2 separate regions of the Homo sapiens genome follow, and region 1 is linked to region 2. Evidence: read pairs that join two places in POLR2A ChIA-PET (ENCODE). Cell type or tissue: GM12878. All regions are shown on one strand.

What was found. ChIA-PET counts read pairs that join two places held together with the same protein. Peaks named below come from ENCODE experiments on the same cell type or tissue, not always from the same donor. Only the 100,000 strongest peaks of a DNase experiment are listed, where the experiment ranks them.
Region 1: POLR2A ChIA-PET joins it to region 2 with 6 read pairs; 2 of 35 experiments call an interaction of 5 or more read pairs at or near these places.

What each region holds. Positions count from the first base shown.
Region 1 is chr19:43,904,915-43,909,914 of GRCh38, forward strand. The region is part of intron 1 of ZNF45-AS1 (ZNF45 antisense RNA 1); the gene reads left to right. Among named protein-coding and RNA genes, the nearest start is that of ZNF45-AS1, 5.5 kb to the left of the region's middle. In GM12878, no CTCF peak of the experiment used is centred here; no DNase peak of the experiment used is centred here.
Region 2 is chr19:43,742,931-43,747,930 of GRCh38, forward strand. It overlaps SMG9 (SMG9 nonsense mediated mRNA decay factor), which reads right to left. Exons shown (of 14, transcript NM_019108.4): 4 at 4,703-4,967; 5 at 4,512-4,609; 6 at 1,842-1,954. Among named protein-coding and RNA genes, the nearest start is that of SMG9, 9.5 kb to the right of the region's middle. RefSeq lists a silencer at 4,854-4,983. In GM12878, a CTCF peak has its summit at 2,526 (motif pointing right); a DNase peak (open chromatin) is centred at 2,531; H3K4me3 peaks cover 403 bases; H3K27ac peaks cover 1,698 bases.

The sequences.
Region 1 (5,000 bases), 160 kb after region 2:
CAAGTTATATAAAATACATTCTCTATTCCACAATGGAATTAAATTAGGAATCAATAACAAAAAGATAGCAGGAACTAAATAACTTTTTTTTTTTTTTTTTGAGACAGTCTTGCTCTGTCACCCAGGCTGGAGTGTAGTGGCACAGTCTTAGCTCACTGCAACCTCCACCTCCTGAGTTCAAGCGATTTTCCTGCCTCAGCTTCCCAAGTAGCTGGGACTACAGGTGTAAGCTGTACACCAGGCTAATTTTTGTATTTTTAGTAGAGACAGGGTTTCGCCATGTTAGCTAGGCTAGTCTCCAACTCCCTAGTGACCTGCCCTTCTGGGCCTCCCAGAGTGCTGGGATTACAGGTGTGAGTCACCACACCCGGCCAGCATTTCAGAGTCTATAGGTCAAATAAAATAAAATAAAAAATAAAAACAACATATCAAAACATATAGGATGTAGATAAAATAAGACTTCAAGGAAAATTTATAGCATTAAATGCCTATATTAAAAGAGAAGAGTGTCTCAGTGACTGATATGGTTTGGGTTTCAGATGCTCTTCTTTTTCTCTTGTTTCTTAAGATAAACACTGTATTCGTCCATCAGTGACTGATATGGTTTGGATCTGTGTCCCCACTAAATCTCATGTCAAATTGTAATCCCCAGTGTTGACGGTAGGGCCTGGTGGGAGGTGAATAGATCGTGGGTGTGGAGTTCTCATGAATGGTTTAGCACTATCCGCCTTTGGTACTGTATAGTGAGTGAATTCTCAGGAGATCTGGTTGTTCGAAAGTACATGGCACCTCCTCCCTTGCTCTCTTCCTCCTGCTCCAGCCATGTGATTTGTGCCATAAGTAAAAGCTCCTTGAGACCTCCCCAGAAGCAGAAGCCACTGTGTTTCCTGTACAGCCTGCAGCACTGTGAGCAACTAAACCTCTTTTCTTTATAAATTACTCAGTCTTAGGGATTTCTTTATAGCAGTGTGAGAACAGACTAATATAGTGACCTAAGCTTTTACCTTAAGAAACAAGAAAAAAAGAACATCTGAAACCCAAAGTAGGCAGAAGGAAACAAAAAAAAGAGAGAAATCCATGAAATGTGCACACCTGTTCATGATAAAAAACACATTCAACAAATTAGAAATGGAAGGGAACTTCTTCAACATACCACCTATAAAACACCCACAGCCAATATCATACTTAATGGTGAAAGACAGAGTACTTTCTAAGATCAGGGACAAGACAAAGATGTGCACTCTCACCACTTTTTTTTTTTTTTTTTTTTTTTGAGACAGGAGTCTTGCCCTGTTGCCCAGGCTGGAGTACAGTGGCGCGATCTCAGCTCACGGCAACCTCCGCCTTCCGTGTTCAAGGGATTCCCCTGCCTCAGCCTCCTAGTAGCTGGAATTAAAGGCACCTACCACCACGCCCGTCTAATTTTTGTATTTTTAGTAGAGATGGGGTTTCACCATGTTGCCCAGGCTGGTCTTGAACTCCTGACCTCAAGTGATCTCCCTGCCTCAGTCTCTCAAAGTGCTGGAATTACAGGCATGAGCCACCACGCCCAGCCAACTCTCACCACTTCTATTTGATACATGCTGGAGGTTCTAGCCAGGGCAACTAGGCAAATAAATGAAATAAGAGACATCCATATGGAAATGAAGAAGTACAATGAAGAAGTAAAGCTATATTTGCAGATATGATTTTATATACATAAAGTCCTAAGGAAATCACAAAAAACTAATAAGACTAGTAAATGAGTTCAGCAAAGTTACAGGAAGATCAATATGCAAAAAAATTGTGTTCTTACACACTAGCAATGAATAATCAAAAAATGAAAGTAGGAAAACAATTCCATTTACAACAGAATTTGAAGAAAATACTTAAGGAATAAAGTTAACAAATGAAGAGGAAAGTTTGTACACTGAAAATTATAAAACATCATTGAAAGAAATTAAAGACGACCTAAATAAAAGGAAAGACATCTGTGGTTCATGGATAAGAAAAGTTAATATTGTTAAGATGCCAATACCTCCCAAATTGACCTATGGATTCAATGCAGTCCTTAACAATATCCTAGCTGGCTCCCCCCTCCCAACCCCACTGCCTCTAGAAATTGACCAGCTGATCCTAAATTCATATGGAGACACAAGGGACCCAAAATAACCAAAACAACTTTAGAAAGGAAGAACAAAGTTGGAGGACTCGCATTTCCCAATTTCAAAAGTTACTGGAAAACTACAGTGTGGTACTGGCACAAGGGTAGACATAGAGATGAGTGGAATAGATTTAAAAGTCCAGAAGTAAGTCTTGACACTGTCGATTCATTTTCAATAAGGGTGCTACGGCCATTTAGTAGGGGAAAGAATAGTCTTCTCAACAAATTATGGTAAGACAACTGGATATCTGTCTGCAAAGAAAGAATGAAGTTGGAATTCTACTTTATACCATACACAAAAATTAACTCACATCACTGACCTAAATCCTATAGGAGCTAACACTATAAAACTCTTCAAAGACAACACAGGGGCAAATCTTCATGAGCTTGGAATAGGCAATGATATTTTGGATACACCAAAAGCATAAGCAAAACAATAAATAGGAGTATATCAAAATTCAAACTTTTTACTGCAAATGATACCATCAAGAAAGTGACAAGATACCCACTGAATGGGAGACAATATTTGCCCATCATACATATGACAATGGACTTGTATCTAGAATACAAAAACTCTTAGAACTCAACAATAAAAAAAAAATGGATAATCCAATTTCTGGAAGTCAGTCAGATTTCTGGGATGATCACTCCCATCCTCACAACAACAACAACAACAAAAAAAACTAAAGAAATTAATTTTTTCTGGATCTGTCAGATAATAGAGGTCACAAGGCAAACCACCAGCCTTAAATCTGGAGAGACAAGCAAACGGAGATCAGCTTACTTGGAGCAGAAGGACCAAGGTAAGACCATTTAGGCGGGGAAAGAATATTGGTAACTAAGTGTTACCAATAACACTGCTAATTAAGTATTACCAGCTAATTGGTAATATTTACTAGCAGTGTAATTAAGTATTACCAGCTAATTGGTAACTAAGTGTTGGTAACTAAGTGTTACCAATTAGTTGATAACAAGTAATTAGCAATGCTATTGGTAGGAGCGCTTAATTGGTAATTTAGAGAATTCATTGGAGGCTAGCTTCAAAAATCTTCCAGGGACGCAGTCTTAGGGGGAGCCTCACACTTTCATGGAATTTACGTCCAGTAATGCTACTAGGTTCTCATGGTGAATTTACAAGAAAAATCTCATGTTTTGGAGGAGGACAAAAGTAACTATTTTGAAATACACTGAGAGTGTTCCACATAACAAAGGACTGCTATCCAAGGGAAATGACTTTATCAGATACTTATATAACTGGGGAGAAAGGCAATATGTCAACTCGCCTTCCTGTCTTACCTAAGGGGAAAACAGAAAGACTAAGAACTGCGTCTGAAGATCACAGGCCAGGGACTCAGGCCCACTAAAAGACAGATTAAATCATATGATTGTAGAACACTTCCCCTCTCCCCACACTTTACCACCATATCAATAGGATTCTTGTATAACAACAGGATAATAAAAGTGAGAAGGCTGCAAGACACAGATTCTATTTTTAAAGTTCTTAGGGAAATTCAAAGACAACAGGGAAGGAAAAAGAAGGGACACTACAGAAAGGTAAAACTGAAACCTCTGACACCTTCAGCTAAATCAAACATTAAACACAGCCCAACACCTAGCCAGATTAACATAAAACCTCACACTTAACTGAAGCTCCCACATTGCCTGCTATATAGCTGTCTACAGCTGTGTATTCTCCTGTCCTGCACAATGTAATCACACTCTGCAAGAAGCTAAAGCTTACTGGCAGGCCCTTACTTATCTAGGTATATCCAAACTCTGATGAATGACGGCACACAGGGACCTACCATTGCCAATGACCTACTCTTCTGCATCAAGGAACTGCAGATTAGATTTGTCCTTGTCCCATTCTATTGGCTCCTCATGTGATGCCCTTTTGGTGTAAGCCAATGCCCTACAAACTAGCCAACTTACACCCATTGGTGCCACACCACTTAATTTCATCCTTTGGGTGAAATGACCCCTACACAAAAGCCTTTAAAACTATACTTCCCTTCATGCTTAACAGTTGGGACCTGGACATGATAACTACCCCTCTGTGGTCTCCACAGTGACCTCCACAACCACATCAGCGCCAGTCCCATTGTCCAACAATCCATGCTTCACTCTGCACTATTCCTTCATCATGACACCACATCCTACTTTCTTCAACTTGCCAGATAATACATGTGAAACAGTAACAGAACATGTCATCCAAGAGATAAAACTCCAACAATGCTGGGCCTGCCAGCAGGCGTCCCAACCTGGGTAACCACTCGTACAACTGATTTCCACACTCTTGGAGGTATGTGATATCCATACTACTAACCAGTCGCCATCCTCTCTGGTCACCCTCCAGCTCCTTTACTTCCCCAGGCACCCTCAACCTCATCAGGTTCTTCCTCTGAATTTTTCCTTCACAGTCCCACCTTTCCTGCCCTCTGTCAACGATTGATATTATATAAAGCCATTGAAAGTACAAGGGCCTCACACGTATGCACTGGTGAATGCCCTTCCCATAAAAGGGGATACCAGGCCACCTTTTTGTATATTATAAATTGGGCCTCATCACAATCTTTGGTATAACAGGCATAAGTCTAGATCTTTTCAGTTCTGTAGCAGACTTCATTCTTAGAGCTGCCAGCCAAACAACGTCACAATTCCTGGCAGACCATATGTACCAAACAGCCCAAGATTTAGAAGCCCTTAATGAGATAAAGCTCTGTAGCTGTCATGGTAGTTGATAAAATACTGCATTAGACTAACTAGTGGCATCTCAAGGTGGCCCTCTGAAGGGAACCTCTGGCTGTGTGAAGGTCAGTAAAAACAGGAAAGCTCTCCAGAATCGTTCAGTAGATAA
Region 2 (5,000 bases):
TATAAAAATAAGCTGGGCATGGTAGTCCCAGCTACTCGGGAGGCTGAGGCACAAGAATCGGTTGAACCCAGGAGATGGAGATTGTGTTAAGCTGAAATTGTGCCACCGCCCTCCAGCCTGGGTGACAGAGCGAGACTGTCTCAAAAAAAAAAAGAGAGAGAGAGAATTAGGAGGCAAAACCTAGACCTGATGAAAAGAGTTGATACTGAAGTCTACCACACCACAGGCTGACGTGGCTCAAAAAGACAAGCTGGGTGACAGGATTCTCCCTACCTCAGGAATCTGAACTGAGACCCATGGGGAAAATTTGCTAGTTGGGGTGAAAAGCTGAAATGGAAAGAATGTTATCTAAGACCTGGAACTATTCCAAAATGGAACCAAACTGAGTCATGAGTGAGCAGAGAAGAGGAGGGAGAGAGGCAGAGGAACCTCACAGCTCCAGCTTTATGGGATGTGTATTCGCCCAACAGTGGTCTTCACCTTTTCTAGATCTCCATCAGCCCACTCTGAGATCTGGTGCAAACTAGGGACCTTTTCCCTAGAAGAAAAGCCTGACTGCAAATGTGTGTAAAATTCTGCATACGGCCAACGGTGGTGGCTCACACCTGTAATCCCAGCACTTTGAGAGGCCAAAGCGGGAGGATTGCTTGAGCCCAAGAGTTTGAGACCAGCCTGGGCAACAGAGGAAGACGCCATCTCTACCAAAAAAGTTAAAAACCAGCTGGTGTGGTGGCATGCCCCTGTAGTCCCAGCTACTTGGGAGGCTGAAGTGGGAAGATCACTTGAGCCTGGGAGGTAGAGGATGCAGTGGGCTATGATCGTGCCATTGCACTTGAGCCTGGGTGAAAGAACAGGACACTGTCTCAAAAATAAATGAATAAATAAAATTCTGCATATACTGTTAAGGGATTAATGGACTCCTGACGCTCATCCATGGAGGCCAGGGTAGTATCACCTGCTTTACAAAAAAACAGATCCCTGTATTTTTAGGTAACTTCAACATGTCTCTGTTCTTCACCACCCCAGTGGCTACTATCCATTCTCATTCCCCATTTTGATTCTCCCTTAATGAGATGTGTATCTCCCCCATTCCCAAATTCCTACATTTTTCCCTTTCCTTCTCTGCCCCCAGTTTCGGGACCTGTTTCTCAAGTTCTCCCCTCCCCAAAACCTGCTCCTGTGCCCTTATGCTTTATCTTCATAATCACATTCCATCCTTACTCAAGAATGTTGTTCAGGCCAGAGAATCCTCATGTCTGATCCTCCCCAGCCTGGAGAAGCAGAGCCATTTTCCCAAGGTGACACAGTAGGACTGAGGCTGGTACAGAAACCACTCTCTGTCTCCAGATCTCTTTCCCCACTCTATTTCTCAGATCGTATCAGCTACCATTCTGTGATACTTGCTCTATGCCAGGTGCTCATTAACTTTTGCCTTCTTGATCTTATTTTATTCTCCAAAAATCTACCTGGACAGGGGATACGGGAAATGAAGTGACCTGCCCAAGGTCAACCAGTTATGTTGCAGGGCTGAGCCTGAGGTGGGCCCAAATCCAAAACCTTAACAACTACATCATCCCACTTCTTGTCTAGGACCTGTACCATTTCCTGAGGCCAGGCAGGAAGGGAGGGAGGGAGGGAGGAACAGGATTGGATGCCTTGGAGCTACACAGATTTAGTCCAGCCCATTATCATCTTCATCTCATGAAGACACTGAGGTCTACAGAAGAAAAGCAACTTTCCAAAGTCCTTTGGTAACACCACTTGAAACACCCAAGCCCACCTTGCCCCTGCTCCCAGTGGGTGCCCACCTCCCTCCTGCACCCTATCTGATAGCCCCTCACCTCTGGTCCTCCTCTGGAGTGTTGGCTGACAACAATGACATGACCATGGACTTGCCTGTCCCCTGGAGGCCCAGGACACCAACCACCAACACATCAGTCTGATCCAACAGGTACTGTGGGAAAATACATAAATGACTCTGACAAGTCTGTCAGCTGCTGGAGCTGGAATGAGGGGGGGACTCCAGAGACCCTTGTGGCTCCCCCACCTGCCTTATCATATATGAAGAGAAACTCCTATAGTCCCAACCCCTTCAACTAGGCATAGGGCCTCTGTTCCGTGTCATGGTAGGATTATGTGAAATGTTTTAGACACAAACAACAGTGTCTGTGAGAACTCTGAAGTAGAAAAGAGCCTAGCATGGTCAAGAAGCTAAAAGGAAGTCAGTGTGGCTGAACACAGCGGGAAAAAGGGAAGTCTGATCTTGGAGAAGTGAAAGTGAGAGTCACAGGAACAGAAGGGCAGGTTGGAGAAGATAGGACTCGGCGACTGAGGGCTACTGGCACAGATTCCTGGCAAACCTGGGAAAGCACATGAAAGGGAGTGGTGTGCAAACAGGAGCCACCCAGGCTTTCGTCTGTGTGTGTGTTTTTTTGTTTTTTTTTACATTCATATGCTGTTGTCTGTGGGATTTAAGAGCCCCTCTGGAAATTAACTGAGACCAACTCTGGGCCACCAGCTCTGCTGACTTTCACCACCAGGGGGTGTAAGAGACACTCCTCAAGGAAAACAGCTACGTTCTGAACTGTGGCTGCTGCTCCTTAGAATTACCTTAAAATTTTGTTTTGTTTTGTTTTTTAAAAGCGAATCCTATAGGCCAGGTGTTGTGGCCCACGCCTGTAATCCCAGCACTTTAGGAGGCCAAGGTGGGAGGATCGCTTGAGGCCAGGAGTTCAAGACCAGCCTGGCCAACATGGTGAAACTCCGTCTCTACCAAAAATACAAAACCCGGCTGGGTGCAGTGGCTCACACCTTTAATCCCAGCACTTTGGGAGGCCGAGGCAGGCGGATCACCTGAGGTCGGGAGTTACAGACCAGCCTGACCAACATGGAGAAACCCCATCTCTACTAAAAATACAAAATTAGTTGGGTGTGGTGGTACATGCCTGTAATCCCAGCTACTCGGAAGGCTGAGGCAGGAGAATTGCTTGAACCCGGGAGGCGGGGGTTGCGGTGAGCCGAGATCGTGCCATTGCACTCCAGCCTGGGCAACAGGAGCGAAATTCCATCACAAAAAAACAAAAAAAAAAACAACTATCTGCGCGTGATGTCGCACACTTGTGGTCCCAGCTACCTGGGAAGCTGAGGCTGGAGAACTGCTTGAACCCGGGAGGTGGAGGTTGCAGTGAGCCGAGATGGTGCCACTGCACTCCAGCCTAGGCAACAGAGCGAGACCGTCTCCTAAATAAATAAAGCAAATCCTGGGCCCAATCAGGATTTAACGTGCTTTAACACATTAAAGCAGAATATCTATGGATGCCCTGTTCAATCAGTAGGCATTGATCATACATGGCTATTTAAATTAGTAAGCTTAAACAACATTAAAAATTCTGTTTGGTTGTACTAGCCACATTTCAAGTGCTCTAAAGCCACATCTGGGGATAGCGGCTACCATACTGGACGGATAGTTCAAATATATATGATCTTCATCACTGCAGAAAGTTTTCCTTAATAGCGCTGAAGGGTAGGGTTTGGTTTTTTGTTGTTGTTCTGTTTTTTGTTTTTTTAAAGCTCCCCAGTTAATTCCAATGTGAGAGTGGACACAGAAGTGGCAGGGGCAAGGCAATAAATGGACTTGAGGCTGTGCTAATAAGTCCAGGCTGCTGGGTAGGAGAGGTGACACCTCTGGGACAATCTGAGCAGGGGTGTGACAGGTCTAGGGGAGAAAAAGCAGAAGAAGGGACACAACATCTGGGAGACTGGTGTTATGTATGATGATCTAGGAATGTGAGGTCTGAACTAGAGCAGGGGGTGGTGGGATGGATGGGGGTCACTTTGGGGGAGTGACATTCAAAACAGTTGACACTGAGACAGCGTGGGCTTCTTGTTCTTTTTTTTTTTTTTTTTACTGAGACAGGGTCTCACTCTGTTGTTGAGGTTGGAGTGCAATGTCATGATCACAGCTCTCTGCAGCCTTGACCTCCTGGAGTCAAGTGATCCTCTTACCTCAGCCTCCTGAGTGGCCTGGATGCCTCCTGCCACCATGCCTGGCTAATTTTTAAATTTTTGGTAGAAATGGAGTATTCCTATGTTGCCCAGGCTGGTCTTGAACTCCTGGGCTTAGGTGATTCTCCTACCTTGGCCTCCCAAAGTGCTGGGATTACAGGCATGAGCCACCAGCAAGGGTTTCAACCAAATAAGAAGGGTACTGGAGCAGGGTCCAAAAGACTCCCCTGCTGTGGATGGCACGGGAGATCCCAGGGGTCCTGGGGTGGTAGTGAGAGTACTTCTTTACCAATCGGTACCAAAGGAGTTCTGTATTTTACCAACTAGCAAGCACAGCCGAGCTAGTTGAAATTCCGCTCTGGTTAGGTGAGAATGTTCTGATACCACCCCCTCTCACTGCTGTAAGTTGCCTCAAAACCCTCCAGTCTGGTGTTGCCTACAGAGAGGTGGAAGATCAGAGGATGCAGGATGTGCGGAAGCTCAGGCAGGGCAGGACCCCTCGGTACCTCGATGGCACTGTCACACCAATTCATCTGGTCATCCACCAACTTGATGCTGTGCTTCATGCGCTCTGGGGGCAGTAGTTTGGCCTGACCCACGACAGCTGGAGATTGGAGAAAGCAGGAGACAGAGGATGCAGTGAGGATCTGTGAGGAGACGCCAGTTCCCAACCTGGTACTGCCCAGCCCCAACTCACGGTCCATGGCTGCTGGTGCGGCAGTGCCCATGCCCCGGTTCTGGATCTGGTACACAGGCTGTGTGGGTCTCTGCCCCTCCTTCTCCCCCTTGGGTGGCGCAGGGGCTGCAGGGGGTGGTGGGGCGGTGCCCTCAGGGGTAGAGGCACCTGTCACGGCCACAGGCCCCTTCCCCTCCTCCCGTGGCTTCATGAGAACGATGGGCTTCTCCAGAGGGGCTGGAGCAGGCGGGGCAGCAGGGGCTGTTGGAGGTGGTGGCTGTTTTGACTACGGAGGTAAAAAAAATCCCATCAATGGGGG